Regions from separate parts of the Mus musculus genome. Here region 2 is linked to region 1. The links are chromatin loops, found by intact Hi-C in ENCODE. Cell type or tissue: left cerebral cortex. All regions are shown on one strand.

Region 1 (2,500 bases):
TGGAGATATCCCTCTATTCAGACACGACACTTTTCTGCCTTCTCCATCCAGCCTTCCCCTCACCTCTCTGGTATCTCTCACTACACTTTAGTTTTCATTAACTCGATAGAAAACTAGGGTCATCTGGGAAGGGGGTATCTCAGTTAACGAATTTCCCCCATCAGACTTGTCTGTGGTAAGGTCTATAGGGCATTTTCTTAATTAAGAATTGGTGAGAGAGCATCCAGCCCTCTGTGGGTAGCACCGTCCATAGGCTTGTAGTTTGGGTTATATAAGAAGGGATGCTGAAGAAGCTATGCCAGTATGCAGTATATATTCATGGTCTCTGCTTCAGTTCCTACCTCTTGGTTCCTGCTTGAGCTTTTCTCAGCTAGGGACTAGTTTGGAAGTGTAACATGAAATAAACCCTTCCCTCCCAAAGTTGCTTTTGGTGTTGTTTTCTCACAACAAAGAAGCAAACTAGAAAACATACTATTATGGTCACCGTTTCTTCCCCCATAATACTTCATGCAGTATGGAATCTACTCAAGGTCTTGTTTGAGACTTTCTTGAAATGGATACCAGCTATCAAACCATGGCTTCCAGGCTTTAAGCTGAGCAATAGGCAATGGTCTCTTTGGCCAATATCTCAGTGATACCACAGCCCCAGAAGTTATGTAGCAACAAGAACATAAATGTGATGAAGTCACACCCTGGTCTCTAGTTGGGAGCTGCCACAGTGGACTGGGACACTCCAAGGTACTCTAATCAAACCTCAGACCCAGCCAGATCAAATTCCTGTGGAATACACAGAGGGTATTCTATCACCAGAGAGAAATCCTCCCAATAGCTGGATCCTGAATTTCTAAGCCCTGAGAATACAGTGAGAGAATACTTTCTATTCTGTGTAATTATGTGTAGCCCGTTGTATTTTGTCTGTGACTGAGACACCTACAGATATGGTCAGAAGACCTTGCATCACTTCTTTTCCATGCCAGAGAACACTGCTAATTCTTCCATCAATTAAATTAAAATGAATTTTTCTGACTAAGAAGGAATACAGAAAAACCAGGCTCTGTGGACTCCAAAGAACTCCATGTACCTGCCCCCCTTCATGTATTTCACTGTAAACGCATCTCCAACAATGCTGTGATCCTGTGATTCCCTGCTCAGCAGGTGTCTGCAGAAGCCAGTGTACAGAATGTCTCTACTTAGCCAGAGATTTCAAATATTGATAACAACTATCACTCAATGTGCAGAAGGACCTAGCTGGAAGACATTGAGTATTCAGGGAAACGCATAAAGTCAATTGCTAAACTATACTCCACAACTAGACTCTCCTTAAGGGGCCAGTAAATAGAGCAGGTGAGTAATTTTACAACACGAGTAAAAATCATTTCCAATTGTACAGTGAGTATTCTCTGTCATGCTTAGAAATGGTTTCATCATGCCTCCCACAATTGCTTCCTCAAAATCAACCCACAACTTACCCAGTGACTTTTTTGAATGGAAAAAAATGGCCAACCTTGAGCTCTGAATCAAAAGACTAATGTTTCCCCAGGCTTAGGACTCTCTCCACTCCATGGAAAATATCTTAAGAACTTATCTGTTGTCTCATCCTTGACTCCTTCGGCCTCATAAGTTCCATTGTCTCTAAATTTCCATCTTCAGCATCTACACCCCTGTACTACACCCTCTAGTTGAAAAGAATTCCCTTCAAGAGTGAGTATACCAATCCCAGACTCTAGTCTGTGTTCCCTTCCAAACTGCTAAACTCTACTGAGTACATGATCAATCTTTTTGTCTACCTGAAATTTTATCCTTTTTCTCATGTTAGGGGACTTCTGAAAACTAATGAGTTTTGGTGGAGACAGCACCCACATCCTACTCCAATATATTTTAAAAGCCCCCCCCCCATTCTCAGTGAAGATGTCACAGTGTACTCTGAGTCACACAAAGTTCTAAGTCCTATACACTGTTTTATACTCTATTAAGATTATAATCAAATTTAATTTATAAAATTAGGCATAGTAAGAGTAATAACAGCAATCATAGAGCTATTGTAACAATATATTGTAATAAAAGTCATGTAAATGACTTCCTCCCCCCATGCCCTCTCTCCATCATGGGCCCAGTGACAAAGGGTGTATTCACTTTCCTGGAGGCTCAGAGATGAGCAATTTGTGCTCAGGGTGACAAGCAAGAAGTATGAATCTTTGTTTCTGAAACTTTCTATTCCATTCTCAGACCATGGTTGACAGAAACTGCAGCAACCAAAACCACAGGTAGGAAAGACTGCTCTGCTCATTTTCTCAGCTGCCCTTGCAACAAGATGTGACAATGTGGTCTATGCTCCTCTGGGGTGGGTGGCCCTGTCCCTTGTTTCAGAAGTCCTTAGTCCTTCTAAGGAAGCAAGGCTCTCAAGCTTGTCATTCAATGACAGTGACTGCAAAAGGGGTCTCAAGTGCCAGGAGGTCTGGTGTGTGCATACTGCAGGGTCCAAGCCTCAGAGGCAGCCAGG
Region 2 (2,500 bases), 210 kb before region 1:
CTAAGGGCAATCTGTGTACAATCTCTGTTCCAGCAGTGGCAGGTGATTGGCTCTAGCAGAAACTGATGCAGAGACATGAATCTTAAATATTTTCAAAGGTCATAAATCTGGGGTTGGGTAGGTTGGGAGGACCAGAGCAGATGTTTTGCAGGCTCTGGTCAGTCAACACAGACAGAGGAGGGAGGTGTACAGGGAGCGGCTAGCCCTCAGCACCAATTGCAACCCAGAATGAGAAACAGCTTTCTAATTGGACCTCAAGACTGACACCATCACAACCCTACTCCATTTTGTCCCCAGAAGCGGTTTAACAAGTTTATGCATGGACTTAACCATCATGCCAGTTTACCATTTTGAATTCTCACTGGATTCTCATTACAAAGTCTAAACCACTGGACATGGTCAACAAGACCTGAAAGAGCTTGGGCCTTGAGCTTTCATTCTGTTCCTCAACCCACTCCAGCCAGCCTATTGTCTTCCGGCTTCTTCTGTGATCACTCATACTCTTGCTTGAGTTACCCTCCTCTCTGTGCACTTGTTCCCAGCATTAACTATCAACTTGGCACAGCCTAGAATCACCTGAAAAGGGGGTCTCAACTGAGTATTTATCTTTACCAGATTAATCTTCAGGTATGTCTATAAGGATGGTCTTGATTGTCTTAACTGAGGAAGACCTAGTCCATTGTAGGAGTGTTATTTCCTAGGCAAGAGGTCCTTGGCTATATAAGAAAGCTAGCTACACGTGCGTTTGTGAGCAAGCTCCATGCTCTGTGCTTCAAGTTCTTATCCTGACTTCCTTCAATGATGGACTGTGACCTAGAAATGTAAGCCAAAGAAACCCATTTCTCCCCTAGATTGCTTTTGCTCAAAGTGTTTTATCCCAGCAATAGAAATGAAAATAGAACCCTATCTTTCTTCTGGGAAGGAGTTCTCCCACATCCCTTCCCAGAACCCTAAATTTCTCTTATCATTTATGCCCCTTTTGGCATTTACCATTGTGCTTACTTAGCTTGCAATTATGAGGCATTTGTCTAATGAATACTTGTTTTACTGCCTTGGGTGACAACACAAAACAATGTCCTGTAGAAATCTGACTATAGTGAACAGTAAGTGTACTGAATGCACACGTAAGGTCCAAAATGATTGTGAGAACACGGAGCAATGAGCCAACTCTACCATTGAATGTATTATGAATTCATGCAAGGCCTTAACAAAGGAGCTACAAAGAAGAAAAAGCAGTTACATAAGTAAATATAGCCAAGTAACTACATAGGTGAGAGATCTGTGGGTGTCTGTGTGAAATTGAATCCCCTATTGATAGAAATGACATCAGAGTGTGTTTTAAGGGTTTTGTTTCAGCAGATGCTTAATGTAAATCTATAGTAAGCTACCAGTGCCCAATGATGCCTTACCTGAAGAAACCAAAATATGCTTTTTTATTTTTATAAGATGTAGTGGACTCATTAGTAGTTTATTGGAAAACTGCAGTCAGAATAATGTATATAAGTTGAGGACAAACTTTTCCTGAGAGAAACTGACAAAATTAAATGTATTATGAAAAAAGGATTTAGAATACTCTGGGAATGACTCCTTAAAAAAGAGGTTAAAAGTTGGGATGGTTTTACTCAAGGGTTGTCTCGCGGTAATCTCTAAACTTCAGAGTAGCAGAGGGACATAGACTTGCTCTGGATCTGTGTGGTAGTCCAAACCAGTACTCATGGTCAGAAGCCAAGAACCATCCTCAGTTTAGACAGGGGCTCTGAAGAAGTAGTGTTCAAGAGTGGCAAAAGAATACTCAAAGTCAAATCATGGGTACAAGCTGACAGAGTGTGTTCTGCTCAAGACAGCTTTGGAGATCTCCGAAGAGTTCATTCATATATCTCAGCTCTTAGAGACCAAAGCCAAGTCTTTTATTTACATTCAGTCATTTACTTCAAGTTCTCTTTTGATTCTCCCACAAATCATCATTCCATGACCCCAGCTCCCTGATTCTTAGAAAAAGACATCAAGCACATTTTTTTTGCATTGCAAATGAATTCAGAGATCTGCCTGCCTTTGTAAAAACAGATAATAAGTTTAGCTGGAGCCGGGCGTGGTGACGCACACCTTTAATCCCAGCAGGCAGAGGCAGGCAGATTTCTGAGTTCGATGCCAGTCTGGTCTACAAAGTGAGTTCCAGGACAGCCAGGACTACACAGAGAAACCCTGTCTCAAAACAAAACAAAACAAAACAAAACAAAAACAATAACAACAAAAAATCAAAAACAAAAGTTTAGCTGTGTGGTATCCTGCCCTGAAATTACCATTCCCACCACACCTGGGCCTGGACCTAAACTCGCTCTGTCCCAGGCTGACCTTGAACCAGAATCTACCTGCATTTGTAAGCATAAACAATAAACTTAGCTGGGGGGGATCATGACCTGAGGTCACTACTCTCTAAATCTCTTTATCTTCTTCCTTAGTATCTTTCTGACAATCTGGTTTATAATACAGCTGCCTTTGT

What was found. A loop is a pair of places that touch in the nucleus more often than their neighbours do. Peaks named below come from ENCODE experiments on the same cell type or tissue, not always from the same donor. Only the 100,000 strongest peaks of a DNase experiment are listed, where the experiment ranks them.
Region 2: a loop joins it to region 1, with 1.8 times the contacts of the local background. A loop is called at or near these places in 1 of 42 quality-filtered maps.

Annotation. Positions count from the first base shown.
Region 1 is chr13:36,813,898-36,816,397 of GRCm38, reverse strand. No RefSeq gene overlaps it. Among named protein-coding and RNA genes, the nearest start is that of Gm30489, 8.8 kb to the left of the region's middle. In left cerebral cortex, no CTCF peak of the experiment used is centred here; no DNase peak of the experiment used is centred here.
Region 2 is chr13:37,028,571-37,031,070 of GRCm38, reverse strand. All of the region lies in intron 2 of F13a1 (coagulation factor XIII, A1 subunit), which reads left to right. Among named protein-coding and RNA genes, the nearest start is that of F13a1, 19 kb to the left of the region's middle. In left cerebral cortex, no CTCF peak of the experiment used is centred here; a DNase peak (open chromatin) is centred at 1,269.